Linked DNA regions of Mus musculus: region 1 is linked to region 2. A link is a loop called in an ENCODE intact Hi-C map of the cell type or tissue named here. Cell type or tissue: left cerebral cortex. All regions are shown on one strand. Each heading gives the region's core, and the rest is flanking DNA. Links, peaks and the distances in the headings are about the cores only.

Evidence for each region. Hi-C counts contacts between places; a loop is a spot of excess contacts. Peaks named below come from ENCODE experiments on the same cell type or tissue, not always from the same donor. Only the 100,000 strongest peaks of a DNase experiment are listed, where the experiment ranks them.
Region 1: a loop joins it to region 2, with 4 times the contacts of the local background. A loop is called at or near these places in 2 of 42 quality-filtered maps.

The regions. Positions count from the first base shown.
Region 1 is chr10:51,548,178-51,560,201 of GRCm38, reverse strand. No RefSeq gene overlaps it. Among named protein-coding and RNA genes, the nearest start is that of Gm46224, 26 kb to the right of the region's middle. In left cerebral cortex, for the core only: CTCF peaks have their summits at 6,209 (motif pointing left) and 6,681 (motif pointing left); DNase peaks (open chromatin) are centred at 6,231 and 6,658; H3K4me3 peaks cover 434 bases.
Region 2 is chr10:52,379,857-52,391,880 of GRCm38, reverse strand. It overlaps Gopc (golgi associated PDZ and coiled-coil motif containing), which reads left to right and starts at 9,757. Exons shown (of 9, transcript NM_001199272.1): 1 at 9,757-10,270. The coding sequence starts at 9,983. It overlaps Nepn (nephrocan), which reads right to left and starts at 273. Exons shown (of 3, transcript NM_025684.2): 1 at 53-273. The coding sequence starts at 241. It also overlaps the pseudogene Rps19-ps10. In left cerebral cortex, for the core only: a CTCF peak has its summit at 6,420 (motif pointing right); DNase peaks (open chromatin) are centred at 8,783, 9,709, 10,184, 10,417 and 1 more place; H3K4me3 peaks cover 1,861 bases; H3K27ac peaks cover 1,812 bases.

The DNA.
Region 1 (12,024 bases), core at 2,197-10,196, 830 kb after region 2:
ATGAATACATCAGTGAACACCCTTGTACCTGCCTAGTGCAAATTTGAAAGCACACTCTTCTGTCCACAGAATTAGTAATTATTGTCAGGACCTTTTACATATGCCCCTAAAACATTTAAATTTTCTTTCTTACTCCTATGACTTAGCTGACAACTTCTGTGTGTCTTTAGCCATCTTTCATGTATAGTAGGTCATTAATACAAATGTCAGAAAGGGAAACTACTGAAGATGGACCTCAGTCAGGTCCCTGATCTGCAGGAAAACTCAGGGTTCCAGTTACTGGCGAGCAAGGAGTTGGCACGGATGACAAACAAATATGGACACAGAGAGAGTGTATATCTGAATGTAATGTTGTCAAAGTTAGCATCAGTTTTATATAAAACAGAAAACAAAGAAGTAGGGTGTTACAGCAGGCACAGTACATTGAAGTTATCTGACACAAAACAGAAGAATGTCTTCAAAGGACTGGCAGGAACCAGGCAATGTTTATAATAAAGATAAAACAGCCCTGCCTTGAGTCAGCTAATGACAGGGGCCAGGTAAGGATTTTACACCCTAGTCACAATTTATGCAACTTCTTTGAGCTTTGTGAAAGCACCAGGAGGTTCTACTCTAGCAGACCTTTTCATGAATAATGCAATACTGTAATTCCTCCTTAAACCACAACCCTCCTTTTTCCTAGGCCATGGTAAATTCTTATATATGGGAGTAACTTGGCTGCTCTTTTAAGTATCTGTAGGGAATCTCCATTTGTCAGAAGAACTCACCAACTTTCTTCTAATATGCAATGTAGTCTGCCATACCTGACTCTAATGAAGATTCTAAGTATACTTTGCTAAGCTTGCCCTGAGATTTCTAACTCCTATCCGGCAAACTGAGATGCCTGATTACTAACTGTCAACACTGAGGCATTTTGTCTGGATGAATGACATTCTTACAAAATTCCAAGCTCAGGGTTAGCTCAAGGACTGCCTAGGACATTAGTGAAAACCAGGGAGTGAAAAGCCAGGGAGTAAAGTTCAACCTGATTTAAGTATTTGTAAAATCATTTCTTGGAGGCACCTATAATAAAAGAAAGAACACAGATCCATATACCAGACTAATGCTGAGGAGGTTAAGTTTCTGTGAAATTCTTTGCCTCAGGACTGCTTCCAGGCTTTTAGGCCTGTCACACAGACTTCACTGGAGTGGATGTAGCAAGAAACCAAATCAAAGATCATCTCAAAAACTAAGAGTCATGTGTGTGGATAAAACACGTTTTAAGTGTTAAAGATTCTCATAAATCTTAACAAAGCTAATTTGACTTTGATAGTGTATGTAAGGCTTCATACAATAATCTTTGATATAAATTTATATAATTACAGAAAGCAATGTAAATATTGTATTAATTTATGAAATATAATGCAGTGATAGCCTAAGTTGTAGCTAGAAGAATTTAATTTTGTGCCTCTTTTGATCTAACAATGACTTAAGTAGCTTACTAGTTAGTTCCTAAGCCTGAAGCTTGAGACATGCCAACATTTGGTAATTCTGGTGCTGTATGGTCCAGTTAAGTGTTGCCTTAAGGATGCCAGTGTTTTCTGTCTTCTACTCCTGTCTTCCCTTTTCTGCTCTCATGGATCTGCTCTTGTCTACCTACCTCTACCAGTCTGCAGGTCCTCACCCCCCTCCCTTCTGCCAATAAACCTCCTTACACTTGACCTCTTGCATGTAGTAATTTCTCAAGAGCACATCTTGACATGGGTAGTAATACAGTAATACCCCCTTGCTATATTATAGTTCAGTTTCACATATGATATTTGTTATCACAATGGACAGTCTCTTATGATGTGTGCGTTTAATTAACTTCTTTGGGGGTGAAGTTTGTATGGCAGATATGTTATGGTGTGTATGTTTTCTTGAGTGGCTAGTATGACACAGTTTAAGAGCCATTTCAGGTCAGATGAAGGAATATTTTAGTAGATTGTTTAACTAATTAGTGTCAACAAGTGAGTGACTGTTAGTTGGATTTATTGATGTTTTATGCAAAGTGAATGTTAAGTGTTGTTATTCAGGAGAGCATAGATCCTTTCTCCATAGACCCCTCTTACCCAGTTGAAAACTTGAAAAGTGTTTAAATATGAGGTTTAAACTGTAGGAAGGATGTTCTCTGGACAGATTGCACTGATAAAGCAACCTGAAAATAATGCTTTTGAGAAAGTTTGCTTGGTATTAATTTTTTGCCTTGTATTGATTAGACATTTGGGTTTTCAAATTTCCTATTTCCCTTGATAAAATAGCAATGGAAAGTACAGTATTATATGAGATTTACTTATTTTTTTCTCCCCATACAGAAGCTCAATCCACCATGAAGGAGTGTTAGAAGAAGCAATGTGTCTAGACTATTTTTGTTTTTTTTTTTTAGTATATGATTTGGCTTCAGGTATAACATGTGACTCTACTCACTAACTCTGTGTTTTAAATTCTAACCTTTAAGGTTCATTTTACTGTCAAGAATTTTGTCCTGAGGAAGTAGATATTCTTGTATAGAACAATTTAGTATATTTTAGTTTCTCTCAGGATTGCTAGTAATACTGAGAATTAGGAAAAATAAACAAGTATCTAGTACATAGTGCTATCAGTTAATCATCTGCATAGAGTAAACATTTTCTTTTCATGTGTCTAATTTTTGAAAAAAGTACAGTGAACATACAAAATTTAATAACCAGTAAAAACGGGCCGTTTGCAGTTTGGACAATGAATACCACTAGTTGTCACCTATAGCTTTACTTTAAAGACAAAATAATCAGAACAGTGGACCCTAATTATTTTAGGGTTAAAAAAGTGAGACTGTATTTGTGAATCTGTCAGTGGTTTTAAAGTTAATTGTGTGGCAGGGAGCTGTAACTGTTGTTTATCGCGTTGCCTTTTCTTGGTTGTAGGATGAGTACATGGCTGCCAGCATCCAGAAGCTGGAGGAGCAGTTCTGCTATGCAGGAGGATGACACTGACTGCAGTATTTAGTGGAATTGCTATCTACATTAATGGTTACAAGTGTTGAGTACTTTTTACTCTTCTGGTGCCCAATTTTATCATGAACCTTTTAAGATTAAGAAAAAAATGTTTTAATCATTAATTATTTATAGTCTATATTATGTACTTTTCTGTTGCTGTAATAGAATACCATGACCAAGGCATTTTTATGGAAGAGATTATTTTGGCTTGTGCTTCCAGAGAGATGACACCATCATGGCAAGGAGCTGAAAGATTACATGTTAAACCCCAAATATGAAGCAGAGAGAGTGAACTGGAATTGAGGGTTGTCTATGTGCTAGCCTCATAGTCTGCCCCTAGCAAGGTGTAGCTGTAAAGTTACCACCAGGGTTCAGATATTTGACCCTCTTGGAGACATTCTCATTCAAGCCAGTCCCGAAGGCTCAGAGGCCATTATTATAATGGAAACTGTAATTAAAACCCCATTTCAAAAGCCCCAAGAGTCTTCCACAGTCTCAGTAAAACCCTATGAATTCTAAAAGTGAATTAATTTCAACCTACAATGGAACCGGATATACATTTAATGTTCCTTAAAGGAGAAATGGGAACATAGTCAGAAAATGCTGGACCAAGCAAGACTGATAAGGCATTATGTAAATGCCAAATCCCCAGGTCAGCAATTCCCAGCTGTGAATTTTTAGGGCATTGCCTAATATCATCTGAAAACCAATATTTACATTATGATCATGACAGTGGCAAAATTACAGTTATGAAGTAACAACAAAAACAATTTTATAGTTGGGGGTTGGTCACCACAACACAAGGAACTGTATTAAAAGGATTCAGTGTTAGCAAGGTTGAAAAGCAGTGCTCTAGCTTAGTATGTGATATCACAGGGCTTAGATGGCTCCATCCCTTCATCTTTTTGCCTGCAGAATATATCTCTAACATGCTGGCTCCACTCAGTGTAAGCAACTCTCCCTGGCAGATGTCTCACAGCTTTGGCAACTCCAACATCCTGGAGTCTGTCCAGCAACCCAGACTTCACTTCATCTCTCAGGGTCTTCATGCAAAAACTCAGGATTAGGGTTGGCCCTGAGGTCCTTTGGGGTGCATGCTGTGATTTCCCCAAGAACGGATCTGATGTTCTTTCTTGCTTGAGAAAGGGCACATACATAGCAGAAAACATATTTGGTTTTGTCAGAGAAAGTCAGGAAAAGGTCACAATTCTGAGTCACTTAATTACCCCTTTTTGTTGTCTCTTTTACCAGCTCTATCTACCCTTCCTGGGTCTAATCTTTGGAATCGATGAGTAGTTTGTCTTGTGGGTTGGTGAAGATATCTGGAAATTTTAATTTTTAATGTAGTTTTAGCTATGAACTTTGTTTGAAGATTAATCTACTGTGATGGTTTGAATAGGAATGGCCATCATAAGCTCGTGTGTTTGAATGCTTTTCCACAGGGAGTAGTGCTATTAAGAGGTTTGGCCTTATTATGTATGGCCATGTTAGAGGAAGTGTGTCACTGTGGAAGTGGGCTTTGAGGTAGTAATATATAGTCAAGCTATACCCAATATTAGCATTCTGTCTAAACTCCACCCCCCCCCCCAGTTACCTGGCAACAGCCAGGTAGGACTGACCCACTATAAAAGGGACTGCTTGCCCCCTCCTCCCTCTCTTGTTTCTTTCTTGATTTCTAGGGCTCTTATTCCCTTGTTCCCTTGCTCTTCCCTCACCTCCTCCATTCCTTTCCCTCCCCCCTCTCTCTACATGCTCATGGTCAGCCTCTACACACTCTCTCTCTCTCTCTCTCTCTGTCTTTCTGCCTTTCCCTGCCTCTTCTACCCTCCTAACTCCTGACTCCCCTCCCCATGCCCTGAATAAGCTCTATTCTATACTATACCTTCTTGTGGCTGGTCCCTCAGGGGGAAGGGATGTCTTCGCATGGCCCCACTGAGGCATAGACTATCTCCCTTTCTCTTTCTCTTTTTATACAAACACTTTATATGGTGCTGTGACTCGAATAACACCCCGTGTGGACACAGTCTCCTGCTGCTGCTTACAGATCAGGATATAGAACTCTCAGCTCCTTCTCCAGCACCATGTCTGCCTGCATGCTGTCATGCTTCCCACCATGATGATAATGGACTAAACCTCTGAATCTGTAAGCTAGCCCAATGAAATATTTTCCTTATAAAACTTGCCTTGGTCATGGTATCTCTTCACAGCAATAAAACCCTAACTAAGACAACTACTCGGCCACTTATTTGCCTAGTGAGACTGTTCTATTAGTTTCTGTCCCCCCAATTATTTATTTATTTAATTTTATTTTCCTTTTTTATTTGATTCCAAATAACCTCTCTCTAAGTTTTCATTTACCCAATCTAGATTTTTCCTTTGTGTTCATTTTAGCACTTTTCTTTGTTTATTGGGTATTATGTCCCAATTTTTTTCTTAATTTTGAGTCTTCTTATGGTTATTTTTGTGTATGTTTGCCCCCTCAGGAAATTGTTCTCAGTATGTATGTCAGTGTTTATATATATATATATATATATATATATATATATATATATATATATATATATATATATATATATGCAGTCGTTTAGCATTTAAGATCCCTGTTTATACAGCACTACCTGATTGCCTGGTTGTCTTTATCCTGGTTTAGATGATTTCACATTATTTCTCTGGGGCCATGGCTCTTAATGTATGTGCACATTAGCACTCTTCAGTCCTTAGTGTAGCTCCTTGTTATATAGACAAAAGGTAGAGCTGCATTTTCATTACTGTGGCATTGTGCTGTTGTCTCTGGGATGACTGAATCTATTATAGGACAGGTTGGTTGAGTTAAAGTTAAGTAGTAATCAATCAAAATGTTTGCTTTGCTTAATGGGGGGGCGGCATATCACACTGTTTATAATTACACGTTTTGCTGGTAAAGTGTTACTTCAGAGCGGATCCTGGTGTAGCTTTTAGAGTTAGCCTGTAGAAAATGCAAACGTTTCTTCAATGAACCTTGGCAAATTTAATTTCTTAGACTTTGGTCACATATACTCTGAGAATCTAAGATTGTTAAAAAGAAAACCCAAATCATTTCTTTTACAGTCACTAGTTAAGAAACTCCTTAATTCTCTATAGAACCTTACTCGCATGGGAGGAAGTGAAGGAGAAAGAGATTGCGTTAATTACTGTTTTAAGTGTTATTATTTGGTCTGGAGTTTCTTGTATCTTTGGTTCCCTCTGGTGTTCGATTTAGGAAATTGTGGTCCTTTCGGATTCTTTTATTAGTAAGGAGGGGCTGACTGCACAAAGACTCTTGGCTTTTGCGGCTTTGAGCCCTCTCTGCCTTTAGTCTGGGATGTAGCCTGTGGCAGGTGTATTGTTCTTAGGCAGCCTGCAGTGTAAGTAGTTGGGAGAGCTGGTTTGGCTGTCCTGTGCCTTGTTTATAAGGGGGGTGGGGTGGGGGGGGGATATCAGAAATCAGAAAATGTGCACGGGAAGGTTGGCTTGGGGCCGAGATGCCTTTATCAGCCCGTTGTGTCCGTGAGAAAGCTTTGGAAAGTTAGTTGCAGTTTTATCAGTTACTGATCTTCAGTTGTGAACGCTGCTTCTCAGGCAGCCTTTACTTTGGGTCCTTGGTTTTTCTCTCAGGCTCCGCGAACCCAAACTATGTTGTGACATTGGCGCCACCTTGTGTCCCAGCTCAGGGTTGCGTTGTTACCGCTTGTTGCCTAGGTTTACTTGGGGCTTGGGGTGGGAGCCTCTCAGTTAGCTCTCTGTAGACCCCTTAGATTCATTATATGTGTAATTTCCACCCGGACACAGCTTGAGAGTGAAGCCCTAGTTGTTTATACTGGGGGAAGGGGGGCTAGGGGGTGGATTTTCTTTTCAGGTTAGTTCGAGTCTAAGCTGGACATAAGGTGCACCAATTTGTTGCTAAAATTTCCATCCCTAATAGCCTGTATAAATAACACACAGTCCAAATATTTTAATTATAAGTCATATGTTTAGATTGGGCAAATCTAATAGAATACTAAACGTATTTCCCAACTCTAAGACTCCTTGTGGTTTCTCCCGGTCACGTTGTTCTGGTTCATAGTGGCTTTTCATATATTTCTTACACAGCTGTTTTCCAAATGTGCATTCGTCTAGTCTGCTGTAACAGCATAGAGTATGCATCGTTAACAGTGTACTTTCTTGCTAGTAATACATGCATTTTTTGTTAGATATGCTACTATTGATTATGTAGAGTCATAATGGCTTTACACAGGAAAGCTGTCAGAATTTTGTTTTGTTTTTGAGTCAGGGTTTTCTGATTAGCCTTGGCTGTCCTGGAACTCACTTTGTAGACCAGGCTGCCCTCAAACTCACAGAGATCTGCCTACGCTCTGTCTCTGAGTGCTGGGGTTTAAGTCCTGCACTCAGCTTGATTTTTCTTTTTAAAATACTTACATCATTTTGTTGACTTCTGGGTGTTTGGTAAGGGCTAGTATAATATACACTTAAAATATATTTAAGTGGGTCTTTACTTCCTACTCTATCCTTTATCTTAACAGGCAAGCTTCCTCTGATTTGGGACTAAATAGGCTTTCTTTTAATTATTTTCAGTTTGTGTTCTTCTTTCACTTGTCTTTTATGAGAGTTGGATGTACTCAGAATTGGCTGTCATAGTGCATGAAAGATTCAGCCAGAGCCTGAGACAGATAGAAGTGGGTGGGATTTTGTTCAATTGTTCTTGGATCTATCTTCTATGAGTTTTCTATTTTGTCAGAGCATCATTACCAAGAAGTCAAGTTGGCACCAGGGTGAGGGTCTTAAGACATCTGGTAGGGCTATACTCTGACTCTCAGTCTGGAGTCGAAAGTATAATTAGAGTAACACTGTACACAGACATTTGAAAGAATGAATTACTGGTATAATCCAGTTTTGGATATTGTTACTCATAAGCTTTAAGAAGACAAATGAAGTGTTCTTATTAATGTTACTTAGACAAACAAATTTTGTACTTATTAATGCTACTTAAAAAAAAAACATGTAAGTAGCCGGGACGTGAATTTAGTATAGTATTTGTCATTCATCCTGCATTTGTAAGCCTATGACCATATATTTGACCAAGATTGGCTTTGTATATCTGTTGCAACTAAATAAACAATTTTTAGTTAATTGTTCAAGTGTTGTCATTTTTCTTGTAAAAAATTGTACTGATTTAATACTGCATACCTGATTCTTACATCATACCATCTGGAATGTTAATAAGCCAGCTGACTTGTGTTTGAATACAGGACTTCAATCCTATATGTTGTGGTATTGGGTTTAATGTGTTATATAATGGCTCATATAAAAAGCAAATGTAAAACCAGGAGCAGAGACTCAGGGAAAACTTATTGTCCATTTTATGAAAAACATATGTTTTTCACATAGTAAATAAATGGCAACTCCTATGTTTGAGGTGATAGGTTCTAGTTAATCTTTTAGAGAAAGTTACAGAACACCAGTGGATATACATGTGTGTGCTTGTAATTTCAGTACTTGATAAGTGTCAGTATAAGGTCATTTAACTTGCAGGCAATTTAAACCCTATTTTTAAAAAAGATGAAAAACAAGAAAAGAAAGACAATGTTCATGTCTTTAGTTTGGACAAGAATTATCCTTTGTTCAAACAAATATAATGTTGATGGTCTAACTTTCTAATACTTAAGAGGGAAACAGTAACAAAGAGAATTTGTATTTTAAGCTTTCAAGTTAGGTACATTAACTTAAAATTTTTATTCTTTAGAAATTACATAATTAAGAAATTGAGAGAGGAAAATGAAGGGAAAGCAAATGGACTGAGCAGCTGGAATAAACACAGTGCAAATGAAGATTTTAGCATAGCTGTCATGGTGCCTTAAAGACACAGGTTTGCTTTATACCTGTGGGCAACAGTGTTGCTAACAGGCTTTCTTTAGATTCTGCCCAGAAGAAGAGGTCAGAGAAGAATAAGAAAGACATCAGAGACAGCAAAAGGCAACAGTTGCAGCACAGCACCAGAAATGCAGATGCTCTGGGGAATACACACAGAACTAATTCTCTCTCACCATCTTTGCACAGTAACACTAAAATCAATGGAATGCAGCACTCCACTATTCAGGGGCAAACACACTTTTAATTCACACTTAAAAAAAATGAAAACGGGCAGGTCTTCCCTTGTTGTACCTGTCACAGGTAGGTACTAAAATTGTTTTCTTCAAAACAGTTATATTTGATGATTTCTTTCTGATGTTTTCATTGGTATTCTAATTACTGCAAACTTCTCAATATAAAAAGCCTCTGGGAATGTCAGGTTATATAAGTTACAGTAAGTGTTACTGAAAACTTTACTACTATGTTTCATATTAAGCTTAACTATGGCTAACTCAAAATGTCAGGTCACTTCAGTGCTGTGAATACTAGGATTCCAAACTTTCCTTCTTCATGGAGACTTTATAAATGGCTGAAGTTATGAACTGTATAAACATGGCATTTTAGATTCTGTGCCTAATCTCCTGTGAGAATGAAGTTGATTGATAAGGGTAATTGACAATTTCTAGAAGGTTGCTTCAATAATGCACTCTTAAAAATTAAACATTGAAATAGAACTGTTGTAATTACAGTGGTAAAGTTAGTGAGATTGCTTTTATATCTCGGTAGATTGCCTAATTTGTGTGTGTGGCCAATGCTTGTCATCCAAATCCAACAGGAAGCTTTTGTGTGATAGTTGTTACTTAAACTAGATTCCAGTATAGAGCAAGTTTGAAGTTTCAGTTGTTTTTGACAAAGGGTTTGGTATTTTTCTGTTGTTGGCAAAAAGAAAGTTTCAAGATTATGTTATAACTGTGGAAAGGGAGGCATAAAGTTGTGGGTTCTTTCTATATGAGTGTTTGTTGCTCTTATATTATTTGATATATTCCAATATGTTCTTAATCAGTATTTTTGAAATATTTTGGAATAATGCCATAGGTTTTTTATTTCTTGGTCTTTTGTTTTGTTTTGTTTTTTTTTTTTTACTCTTTAAATCTTTTTTTTTTTTTTTACATTCCAGACTTTATCCCCCTCCCAGTTCCCCCTCAAACTATTCCACATCCCACACCTCCTCCACGCCCCCACCCCATCTCCAAGAGGATGCCCCACCCCTAATCCCATCCCACCAGACCTCCCCACTACCTGCTGCCCCAAGTCTTGAGGGTATTTTCTCAAAGTCCAGACCTGGCATTCCTCTGTTTTGTATGTGTTGGGAGCCTCTTATCAGCTGGTGTATGCTGCCTGGTTGATGGTGTTGGCATCAAGACCTCCCAAACCTATGTCATCACATAAGTGACAGTGCGACCAACAACATGCAGACTGGTTGCCAAGGCAACAGGCACCATATTCCCAGCTTCCACTTGGCTCACCTCCCACCTTTACCTGCATTTTCCATGTAAATAAGGAGAATCCCCCTCTCTCCCTCTCTTCTCTTTCTGTTGCCACCTCTCTCTCACCCAATAAAACCTCTTCCAAGTGGAACCATCTTGGCTTAGTGTGCTGTTGAGACTCGACCTGCCATTATAACATATCATTTTGGTGCCGAAAACCTGGAAACTTAGCTGGTAATGCCAACAGCTGCAGTGGGGACCCCAATGGAGGCTAAGACCGTGGATACATGGTCCAGCACCCCGCAGCCTGTGGCAGCGGCTGTCATAGGTACATCACTGCTCAGAGTGGTTACACCCCATCAGTGGACTGGGCCAGAACTCTCGACACCTGGCTGAACGCTGCTGCCAACATCACAGCTTCCATCATGTGACCTACTGCCGCTACTACTGGACATACGAACTTCAACCACGTGAGCTGTGCCATCCTGGTCCATCTTGCAGGCCTGGCTTCTGCCTGGCCCCACACCAAGCCCACTCAGTTCCACACTTCTATTTACCAGTTGGCTAAAATTCTCACACAGACGCCAGCATATTAATTGGTAGGGTCGGTCTGCTGGAGGGCCTCTAATTTCCCAGATAGGGCTGGCCAGCCTTTTCTGGGGGCTAAGGGGTTGTTGACATTTTATAGTCACGCCTCCATCTGACATACGAGTTAAGACATCAACCCTTTGGGTGACCTTTCCCAAGAAAGCTGCTCTGGCTCCCCTCCACCCCCACTTCCAGGCTCTTGCATCTGTTCAAAATCCCTGGATCCAGGTAGAACACTTTCCACAGTAAGCCTGAGGCTTACTGGGTGGCTACTAGAAGCCCTCATGATGACTTGGGTTTCTAGCCTGGCTGATTTTCTTCTCTCTCTCTCTCTCTCTCTCTCTCTCTCTCTCTCTCTCTCTCTCTCTCTCTCTCTGTCTCTCTCCCTCCCTCCCCCCTCTCTCTTTCTTTCTTTCTTTCTTTCTTTCTTTCTTTCTTTCTTTCTTTCTTTCTTTCTTTCTTTTTCTTTCTCTCTCTCTCTCTCTCTCTCTTTCTTTCTTTCTTTCTTTCTTTCTTTCTTTCTTTCTTTCTTTCTCTCTTTCTCTCTTTCTCTCTTTCTCTCTTTCTCTCTTTCTCTCTTTCTCCTTCCTTCCTTCTTTCCTTCCTTCCTTCCTTCCTTCCTTCCTTCCTTCCTTCCTTCCTTCCTTCCTTTCTTTCTTTTTCTTTTTGGTTACTGGATGTTTCTCAGGACGCTGGTAGGAATAATCCATTAACCCCCCCCCCCCATGGGTAAATCGATGTCTTCGAACATACCTCCATACACCCCACCAGGGTGTCTCCTAGAAAATCTCAAATCTTTGAAGCTAACGCTTGCCTTGGAGGCATCAAAATTAATATACCTCTTCAATAAGGTCTGGATTCAGTACCAGCTAGATAATGGCTCCAAATAGGTAGTTAATGGTACCCTAGATCCAATTATTTTAAGGGATCTTGATACATACTGTCAGTGAACTGGTAAATGGAAAGAGATTATCTATATTAAAGCTTTCATCTATCTTTGCTCCAATTCTTCCATGTGTTCTTCTTGTTCTCCAACCCAACTCCTGTTAGCTATGAAACCTACACAACCTTTGCCAGATGATTCCACAATG
Region 2 (12,024 bases), core at 2,606-10,605:
CCAAAAAAAAAAAAGAAACTGTAGCAACTCTGATAGAAAATGACATGATTACCTGAAGGTGCTGGATTCTGCTGTGGCTAATGTAGAGTCTCTTGGTGGTGGAAGGAATGCCTGATGGGAGTTCCATGAGCCTGTAGCATTGTACAGACTGCATAGAATCACAACTGCATCGTCCTGGACAGTTTGCACTGAGGCCATTGGTAAGAGAGAGCCCCAAAAGAAAAGCCCAAAGCGGGTGCATTGTCCAACACAGAGGTTTGCAAGTAGCAAGCAACTGTTCAGGTGACACCTTACTTTTTATACCACGGAGTCTGATAACAGAATCTTTTGAATGTGTGCTTGTCCTTGTGAGAAGACAGGGGGTTGGGGGTAACTCCATTTGTTCCATTTGTCTGGGTTAGCAATCATTACAAAGAGGAAGGGCGTAAACATTGATAAGCTGCCTTAATATCTCTAGGTGAACAAAACCCTGTGTTATTTATGGCTTGCAAGTCTAAACTGCAAACACTTCTATTATCTGTAGTTTCCTCAGTTTTGTTAAATGTGACACTAAGGAATTAGTGGAAAAAGACAAAGAGCTGTTTTATAGTGGGCCATAAAACCTTTGCATTTTCTGTGACCCTATATTAAAACCATTTTTGCAGGACCTAAGCTAGCAGGTGTTTTCTTCTCACATTAATTATTAAGGGGAAATAGGCAGGTTCGATATTTGTTACCATTTTGGTGACATTTTATTGCTAGATGAAACAATGGGTTGCAATGAGAAATATTTAGAACCACAGATAAGGAGCTTAGTTTATCTACCTCTTAATTCACCCAAACATAATGCTTTGGGAAAATATCTTTCTTATTCAAAAATATTAAGTCTATTATAAACAAAACACTTAGTTGACTCTATTTGACTTCGAACAACAATGGTACAAAGGCTCTTTATTTTCTTCACAGAGATTTGCTGGTTGTGAAATCTTGTAAAGATGTAAGCGTAGAGGATCATTTTATCCAGGTACCCTGGTTGTCTGTCGTAGCTTTGTGTCCTACACAGGGCATTGGAGCTGGGGCCTTTGGGAGTGTTTAACAGAGAACTGAGCTCTGTTATGCTGCCAAGCCTCTACGAGTGCTCCAGAGCAAACCTTTGCTGTAGAAAAGCTCCTCCAGGGACCCCTGAGCTCAGATGATATGATTGCCCTTTGAGGCCAGTTTCATTGACTTAATAACCACTGATTTGACTTTCAGGGTACCAGTATTATGTGTCTTTCTCATTTGTTTTTCTATTTGCTAGGCTGTATTCTATCAGAGACTAAGAATGATAAAATATTTTTCATCAATATTATGCCTTTAAATATCTTATTGCTTTTGTCTAATAATAGTTACTTTTTAAGTTTTTAAAGCAAAAAGTGTATAATTGATTTTAATAATCTGGAAGAAAATAGAAAAGGGCAATCAAGGTGGCTCTTTGGGTAAAGGCAGCTGCCTGCAACCCTGATGACCTGAGTTCAATACCTGAGACTCATAGGCGAGAACTGATTTTCAAAAGCTATCCTCTGACCTGCAAGTGCCCTTCCTTCCCCCCTCTTTCCCTACTCTCTCTCTCTCTCTCTCTCTCTCTCTCTCTCTCTCTCTCTCTCTCTCACACACACACACACACACACACACACATACACACACACACACATACACACACACACACACAGAGCAAAATGTAATAAAACTTTTAAGGACAAAAAATAGCAAGAAGGCAGGGAAGTCAGCTTTAGTTATATCACAAAGTTAAACATTTTTCTAGCCCTTTTCTAGGCTTAGGCTTTGAAAAGACAAGAGAAATGCTCACTGCACATTTTATGTGCGTCTGGATGTTGCTAAACAGATGACTTTAAGTTACTTTCATATTTTGTAGCATCTAATGTGGAGATCGAAGGCTCCTTTCAGTATTTATTGTGCTATGAAGTTGCTATAGACCTGGTATGGTGGAACACCGTAATCTCAACTCAGGAGACTGAGACGGGAGAATTGTGAGTTCTAGGCAAGTCTATTTTATATAGGAAGACCCTGTCTAAAAGAAAAAAGAAATAGCAGCAGGAAGTCCCCTGCTGCTCAGCTCCTTTCTACTGACATCTGGAGCTTCTGCATTCTGACCAAGAGCTAGACATACATGGCTCAGGTTTCTAGTAATTGAATGCCTAAGATCAAGAATAAGGCATGTGGTTCATTCCGAGCACTTCTGATGTTTTTACCAGGTTTCCTGGAGGGTGGAGGAAGGAAATGCTGATCAAGGAATGTGATGTATTTCTCAAGCACAGAAACACAATGATTTACCCAACAGCTCTATTCAATATGTACACCAAAATCTAGGTTTTAATCTTTTCGGCACAGTCTCAAGGAACTAATCGCCTCCAGATTTGAAATGGGCTTGGACTAGGTTTTGGTTCAGCTTCTTACATCAGATTCCTTCCTGACTTATTATTTTTACTCTCCTCCACAGAACCTATTTTTATTTTAAGGCTAGGTTGTTCCCAGTCACCTAGTGGCCTGAGCAGTGAGAGTTACAGACCAGTGCTCAGTAGCCAGTCCCCGAGCCCAGTCAGTGCCTTAGCCCTCCAGTTTTCCTGGGCAGGCCCAGCAGCCACCTACATATTTTCAGATCTGTCTTCCACCTCGGGAGTAGTCACAGAAAATTCAGGAGCTGCCACAGACCCTACCCCCTGGCCTTTCTCCTTGACCACTGCCTTTTTGCAATCCCTTCCCTTTCCTTCTCACCTGCATGGGGTATGACTTCTCACGAGGGCTTACAGGAGATGGTGCTGTGCATCACGGAACGTCTCAAGCCATCACTCACTGCAACACTGCAGCTGAGGGAGCTCTTTGGCTACATGAAATGGCCATGTTCACATTGCAGAGAAGGATCTATGTACAAAAGATGCCTCTGTGAGGGGTTGCTGGTTCATCTTTGGACCTGTCACTACTAGAAGACATGTGACCTGGAAAGTTGCTTGAATAAGGTTAATAAAGGGCCTAGGAATGAAGCTACCAGCAGTAGGAATGGCTCCAGTGGCAGGCAGTATATTTCAATAAAGCTCACTGAAATTCGTTCCTAGAGACGAGATGAGCCTGACATTGGTAGAGTTCTCATTGGCAACAGTGGTTTGAGCTTCCAGCAGCAGTAGCTTCTCCCAGGTCCTATTCAGATATCTGATGTAGGTACCATCACTTTTCCTTTATAGATGTGGCTGCTCTGTGTAAAAATCAAGGTAGGTGCCACCTAAGTGGATTCCTGCTGCAAAGAGTTCCTTTTTCTTTGTTCGCAGGATTTCAAGGGCTTTGGGCACAGTGTGCAAGTTGTTCTTAAGTTATGACCAGAATCAAGAGCAATAGCATACGAGCCGTTCCTGGGACAGCCTGCAAAGTAAAACACTTCTGGTTCTCATGAAACTATAGGGGAAGGGACAGTGTTATTGGCTTCTAGTGGGTAATAGGCAAAGATAATCCAGCTAAACACCCTATAGGGACAAATGTCACCCATGGGGGGGGGGGGGGAATTTACAGTCCAGAATGTCAGTATTGCCATTGTTGAAAAAAAAAAAAAAGGAAAAAACTACAGGAAACACAAATGAATATTGACTTTTACTGATCTATTAAAAACCAAAGATCAAAAATAATTGGCCTCTACTCTAAAATTTTATTTTTGGAGCAATTATCACCAAAGGCACCATGAAGAACTCTGTAGAAATTGCTTTTAAGTGAGTGTTCCTGATGTGTTAAATGGAGGACTTAACTCTTGTTTCTGACATTTTGATGAATTTTAATTAGTGTCACAGGATATCTGCATGAGAAGGAAGCTCAGAGATAATATTCTGAATAACCTCTTCACTACTATCCATAGAAAATTTAAGTCCAGAAAAGAAATTGACTTACTATATCAGGCCTGATCTGGCTCATAATCTGACCATAAACTTAACAGAAAGCTTTACAAAAATAAAAAACACATAGACTTCTTAGTATTAAAAAATACTTTAAGGATATTTTAATGCATATACAGTTCTTTCAAAATAGTTTATTCTGAAACATGCTGAATACAGGTGTTAAAGTAAAACAGAAAAAATACACTTCATTTTTCTTTTTGTTTTGTCTTGTTTTCTCTCATAAAATGAAGACAGCTGGGAATAGTGGTACCCACAGTTCCAGCACGTAAGAGGCTGAGGCAGAAGAATAGTGAACCTGGGCTACAAAGCAAGTCTCATAAGTAGTTCTGTCAATGCATTCGTGTAGTCTAAAAATTGAAGTACAAAGCAAAGAAAATGTATTTAGAAATGTACCTCCTCTTCAGGAAGGGTCTTATAGAAGTAATCTATTAGAAACATAGCAAAGGAGGTTAATGAGCGGGAGTTTGTGTTTGGTCTATGAAGACTGACAACCTGGGAAGTAAACAGTAAGTTGACAGTGAATAAAGAGAAAGAGTCAATGACCGGTAAATGCTGATAGCCATTGATAGATAGTGGTCTTAGATAATGAGCAGTGGGGGACGGTAAATGAAGAGTGTGGGCTTAAAGACTAACTGAAAGTTAGTCTTAACAGTACAAAGAAATGGGAACTGAAAACTTTTGTCATGCTTTAAGTCTGTATACACCGTACAAAATATAGCATCTGAGACCCTTTAATTGTAGAACAGAAGAAAACAATTTTAAACCTTAAATTATCCTGAGCTTAATAAACAAGACAGAATATTGCTAAATAAACATTTCTATGTTGAAGACATATTATTTAAATTTTAAAGACTAATGTGGATTAAGAAATATGTCTATGCCTTAGACAGTATAAAAATCTATTTAGATATGCTCTGTTGCATGTATCAAAGGTGTTTGAAAAGCAACTGCTTTTAGAATTTCCTAGGTAAATAATGAATTATCTTAACCCTCAAAGTCATCTACAGTTACAGCATTCCTCCCGGAGTCCATAGAATTTGAGTTTTGTTTTGTTTTGTTTTGTTTTGTTTTGTTTTGTTTTACAAAATTTGTGTGTGCACGTGTGTGTGTGAAAGCACACATGTTCATATAAAGAAAAGGCCAGAGGGTGACCGTAAGTGACTTTTGTAATTCTACAATTTAGTTTTAGAAGCAAGGTCTCTCACTGAAACTGGATCTCATTGATTCAGCTGGATGGGCTGACCAGCAAGACCCCAGAAGCCTCCTGTCTGTCTCAAAGCACTGAGAGCATAGATGCACACCACCAGATATGACTTCTTTTATGAGGTGTTAAGGGTCCCAACTGAGGCCTTCATTCTTGGTCACCAAGCATTTTATTTGCTGAGCCATCTCCCAAGCTAGCATCTGAGATTTCAACCTAAGCAGGTCCCAGCGTAGGGCTTACCTGCTAAGGTGTTTCATATGGCGACCACAAAGCACTATAGCAGACACTTGCAGAACCCTAAGTGGGAATGGAATCCACAGCTGCACATGAGAAAAGAAAGGCAGGTGACTGAGCTAACCCTAAGTCACTCCACCAAAATTCTCACATTTTTAGAATAAGACAAGGAGTTTCCCCATTTATATTAAAAGAAACAGAGGAAGAATGTGGCTTAATAAGTCACCCCAAAACACTCAAATTTACTTCTTTTGTATGAATTTCTCAAATGTATAAATCATAACAATTTTATTTGACAAATATCATGACTATAAAATAAGTACAATGTTCTGAGGCTTCCCCACATTGTTAAAAGAAAATGGCAATACTTTCCTGACATTTCTTAACCCATCATACAACTGTTTAAAACTACTCAGAGAATCTAATCTCTTTTCCTACTCCTGGCAGGGCTACAGGAAATCAATGGGAACACAGAATGCTTAGCATAAACCTTGGAACAGAGTAGACTTTAAAACTCAATAGTCTCACTAGCCTGTGCAAGGCAGGCTTTCCATATTTTCTAGTGTCACTACGATTGGTGGTGCACTAGAGGAATCTACACCATTCACTGACTTTACAGATACCAACCAACTACCAAAGGACACACCAGAATCTTCCCACTTTCTCTGGTTTCCTCAGTCTTCACTCTGTCTTTAGTGGTAAAACTCAATATGAACAAAACAAGATTGTCAATCTGAATGTCTGAAACTCAGCAGTTGAGAGGCAGAGACAGGATGATTGTTAGAAATTTTAGGCCACCCTGGTCTATAAACAAGATCCCGGCCAGCCAGAGAGATACATAGCAAGACCCTGTCTCAAAGCAACAATGACAAATTAAAGACAGACTAGTTTTAGTTATATTATTTTATTTTAAATCACACAAGCATGATTTATGAGTTGGAAATATCTCCCAACCCAACAGTCTTTTTAAAGCCATGTGAAAGTGTCACAATACAAAACATCCAAGTCCAAATGCCAGCAAAGACAAAGCAACAAATGCAGATAGAGCACACTGACAACAGATGGCAGCACCTGACCACTGAGCCTCTTTTTCCACTTGCCTGTTCTATTGAGACTTCCACAACTGCAAAATCCCAAATTAGAGTAGGCAAAATGTTCTATTAGGACACCTCATGTGCATTTAAAGTCATCAATGAATACTACGATAATGAGTCCATAGAATGTGGCAGTCCATAAGATGTAGTATAATAATGTGACATGTGACCATGTGACATGAAACTAACCTGAGACATCCAAGGTATGACATGGCATTACTTGAAGTTGTAAAGGCTGTGATAGAAATGAAGTTGGGTTCTTTCATGCTGAAAATTAGGATCATTATCAGCCATAAGAACAATGGTCACTCCTTTCCCCTGGCTGGCAGCGCCGCAGGATGCCTGGAGCTACTGTAAAAGACATTAACCAGCAGGAGTTCGTCAGAGCTCTGGCAGCCTTCCTCAAAAAGTCCGGGAAGCTGAAAGTCCCCGAATGGGTGGAAACAGTCAAGCTGGCCAAACATAAAGAGCTTGCCCCATATGAGAACTGGTTCTACACATGAGCTGCTTCCACAGCACGGCACCTGTACCTCCACGGGGGTGCAGGGGTTGGTTCTATGACCAAGATCTACAGAGGAAGGCAGAGAAATGGTGTCAGGCCCAGCCACTTCAGCAGCGGCTCTAAGAGTGTGGCCCACCGGGACCTCCAAGCCCTGGAGGGGCTGAAAATGGTGGAAAAGGACCAAGATGGGGGCGGAAAGCTAACACCTCAGGGACAGAGAGATCTGGACAGGATCTCAGGACAGGTGGCAACTGCCAACAAGAAGCATTAGATGGATGCTGGGTTAATAAATTGTCTCATTCATTAAAAAAATAAAAGAATGGTCACATAAGCACAAAATATACTTCAGAGTCTCTCACGTAATTAGTAAATTTGGTATTTTAAAAGAAATATAATTTGCACTTGTGTGATTTATCTAAAAGGCGTTACAATGGGAAATGCATTTTTACACGTTGTTTATAGTTTTATATGTATACACCTGAGAAATACTGTCTCAAAAGGCTTTCACAAAAGGTCTGCCAATTTTTCATACTAGCAATATGAAATAGATTCCTTATTCTTCTGTATCCTGTAGCTAATGCCAAAGAGACCTACATTAAAATGTCTGCTGTGTGCCATTACTAAAACATTTAATCTGTCTACAATGTACTTATAAAAGAGTAATTATACTTACTGTAGGATGCTTTGAGAATCAAAGAAATAACTCTATACATAGAGCATTCTTAATTAAAAGGTATCGTTATTGTTCCAAGTATTTCCCCATTCTCACACAGTAAGTTTTATTTATTTATTTCATGTTCCTCAGCAGGCAGGGAGAAGTATCATTAGAGAAAATAGCCTGGAGTTTTCTCAGTGTTCTTGCAAATATTGTATACAAAAATATAACAGACTGGCATGAGGGGTGGTAGGCAAGGAGACTGGAGAGATGGCTTAGTAGATAAGAGTATTTGCTGAAGAGGAATTTAGTTCCTAGAACTCACATAGTGGCTAACAGAATCTGTAATTCCAGTTCCAGAGGGTCTGGTACTCTATTCTGGCCTTTGTGAGAGCCATGCATGCTTATGATACACAGACATACACATACATTTAGGGCAAACACACACACACACACACACATTTAGGCCAAACACCCATCAAGCCTCTTTTTCCACATTCATGTTCTGTTGTGACTTCCAGAATTGCAAAATCCCAAATCAAAGCGGGCAAAATGTTCTATTAGGAAACCTCATAAACATTTAAAGTCACCACTGAATACCAAGAAAATGAGCACACAGGATGTGGCAACTGCTACATAGTCACATCTACTGCTAAGTAGCAGATAGTGGGATGTGTGTGTGTGTGTGTGTGTATAGGTAGGTAGATATAGATAAATTATTTTATTATATATTTATATATAAAATACAACCAACCATTCGAAGAGGATGTTTTATACTATTGTGTACTAAGCCTATGAGACAGTCTCTGACTAAACTCAAGGGAAGAGTTGCATGGTTAGTTTTACTTGTCTAAGTTTGCTGAAGTCATAATAGCTTTTGCTTGATGGTAAGCAGTCATGCATTGGAGTAACCAGAGTGCAAACTAAATCTGTTATTTCTTAATTCTTATTGGTACTGCTTTGATGAGAGGCACACAATGCCATGCAGACTTTGGTTGATGATTTATTAGAAAGGTCCGTCCCAAGAACAACTTCCGAAAGATTATGGACTAATTTTCCACATACTCCCGTAGGCGAGTCAGGAAGCACAATTCCTACCTGCCTACTCTAATTAGTCTGGCTTCTCCTTTCCCTTCCGGACAGTCTACTGTTGGTTTAGACAGGGGTGGAGTTGGAGAAGTGGAAGAGATGAGAGGCAGGACACAAAGAAAGCTCTTGATAAATGCTCTCAAATGCACGCAACACTGGAATTAAAAGTCGTGAGAGCCTCACTGTCTTACTAGTTCGGCTTGGATGAGGTCGTTTCATTAGATTTTATGTCCTCAGTGCCTCAATCGGGATATGTATTCAATGTTTATGAACATATGAAAATAACATGGGAACGAGCACAATACTAGTTTATAAGATGATTACAGCATCCCAAGTGGTTGCTTTAGAAATATACGATCTGTGATGCAGTAAGATGAGTGCTATGTACCAAGTGATAACACTTTCACTTTACCTTAATTGCCAAGTGAAGTAAACTTTGGAAACCTTGTTACCCAAGCAAGGTAACACCACTGAGGTGGGGCAGCTAGTATGTAATAATACATTGGCCTAGAACCCCAGCTTGTCAATCATAGAAGGAGGAACCATTGATTCAACAAAACTTGCTCAGTAGCTTCCATAGGCAGCTTCTGGCTGGAATGCACCGTCAGGTTTAGCAACATTAGCCAGTGTCCCCACCCTCCCGCCCTAAGAGCTGGAAATCGGAAGAGAAAACGTGGCTATTGCGCATGCACACACGGCCCTCCCCGCTCCCACCCGAGCCCCTTGACACCCCAGTAGCAACTTTGCTAGACGTCTGTGGACCGGTTCCAGGCCCACTGTGAAGCCAAACTGGCGGAAGCCGGTCCCCTCTGCGACGTGGAATCTTTCCCTTCCCTTCCTCCGGTCTTCCCCACTTGCAAGGGGCCACCTCAACCCTTTGCTTCTCAGGGTTTTGCCGGTCGTCAAAATGGTCGCAGACAGGCTTGTGGAGGCGAAGGCTTTTCATTGGCTAAGCTCTCGTACGGCCCCGCCCACTTTCTCCCTCTGGGCTGCGCCTGCTCTGGGCTCCGCTACGCACGCGCGGCGGGGGCGGGCCGGCTTGCGGGCGGGGCGGGTCTTCCGTGTCGCTGTCGCTGCTTCAGCCCCGCTTCCTTTGCTGCTCTGGAGCTGCGCTGCCGGCGTTGGCGGCGCGAGGGAAGGGAGGGGACCGGCGGGTGTGTGTCTGTGTGTGTGTGCGTGTGTGTCTGTGTGTGCGCGCGCGCGGGGGGCGCCGCGGTGCTAGCAGTTCCCCTCGCGCGGGGCGGGCGGCCAGAGTGAGCAGCAGTCGGCGAGGCCCTGGACGGCGCCATGTCGGCGGGTGGCCCATGCCCGGCGGGAGCCGGCGGCGGCCCAGGGGGCTCCTCCTGCCCTGTGGGGGTCTCCCCTGGCGGGGTGTCCATGTTCCGATGGCTTGAGGTGCTGGAGAAGGAGTTCGACAAGGCCTTCGTGGATGTGGATCTGCTTTTGGGCGAGATCGATCCGGACCAGGCGGACATCACTTATGAGGGGCGTCAGAAGATGACCAGCCTTAGCTCCTGCTTTGCGCAGCTATGCCACAAAGCCCAGACTGTGTCCCAGATCAACCACAAGCTTGAGGTGAGCCTCGGGGGCTGGCAGCAATAGCATTCAACCCCAGGCTGTCCGAGGTCGTTAGATCCCATTTAAAGCACTAGGAAAATGATCCTTAAAAACCTACCCACTGGACACCTCAGCTTCGAATGCGATGGAGAGTGCGTTTTATACGTGAGTGAAGCAAAGGAGTGCGGAGCGGGTGGGGGAGGAAAAGGATGCAGACTGATGTGTGGGTCTCCAGACGTCCTGTCATCCACCTCCCAGCATCTCATGCGGTGGGGACAGGAGCTAATCACACTACCTGCCTTGTAGGTGTTATTACCAAGATCTTCTGTCGGGGAATACCTCAACTCTCCTCTTCTGCTTTGATAATGACAAGCTAGATGATGTATTTTCAGACAGATGCAGCTCTGATTATTTTCATCCAATAGCCCAGATCAACGTCCGTGTCTGTACACAGAGACATGCATGAACTTAGGGGAATCCGATCAAAGCTCTTGGGGAAATGTAATGGAATATATATGTTCCTATCTACCTTCTCAGTTTACATTCACACTTGGCAGATATTACGGGCAGCTATGTCTTTAGAGCTGTCAATATTCAAATAACTTCTAGTATTGAGTGAGATGGTATGTCTTTGTATTTTACAGTATTTTCCCTAATTTCAGACCTTTGAGACTATGTAAAGACAATCCTTTGCTTAGGTCTCTAATCAGAGCAAGGGGAGTGTGATTGCAAACAGGAATTCCAAACCTCCCATTTTGTGTGGAAAATTCAACTAGGCCAGTATTACAAGATTTAGAAATTATGGTGTACTAACATTATATGGGAAACCTTTTAAAAATAGACAATTTCAGTAGAGAGTAGCTCTTTGATTTTAAAAAGGATTAAAAAAAAAGAGAGATACTTTGTTATGTGTGAAGTTCTTTGTGCCTTAGCTTTCTTAAGAGCTCCTCTTTACTGTTAACTGTAATAATGATAGGGCCTGTTGTGTACAGATTCATGTGTATGCTAGATTGGTTTCCTGTCCTTGCTTAGTGCTCAACAGTCTTTCATATTAGTTAGCCATGAAAAACATTTGCCACTAATATTTGATTAGCATCTTACATATTCAGGATGCTATGGTTTCTTTTTGGAAAGAGTGGGATGAAAGTACTTATGTAAAAGCATTAAGTGTAGATAAGGCTGTCTCTTGATTTTTTTTTTTTTTCTCCAATGAATGGTAATTCCTAAAGCTGAGTTTTCAGGTAGTATTTAGTGGCTTTTAAAATGGTATTTTAGCTTTAAAGATCAAAGATTAAGAGTAGCTTTTGCCAAATAACTTACATACCATCTCCATATTTAACCATATACTGGAGATAAGTGGCTTTTAAAACATAAAACAATTTTAACTTGTTTTTTAAATGACCTAAGGAAGCTAAACAATAGTACTTTCTGATGTTAGCAATAAGGTCTGATTTTGAGAAAAATATTTTTTTCCCTATGACTAGAAGGTATTCAAGTTTTTTAAATTTTTAAATAATTTGAAAGAATATTTCTCTACTAGACTGTGCATGTAATAACTTGCGTGTTTTTTTTTCCAGGAAATTATACTTACATATTCTAAGTCCATGTCCCATCTTAGGAAGTAGCATTACTTCTTAAAGTAAAGAATGCTAGCATATCACAGTGTGTGGTTTTCAGTATAATTGCAACTCTTGATTCAGAGACCTTAGAAATGATGAGGAGGATAATTTGGTTTTTCTGCTTAGTATATTCAACTATACATGATTCACCTG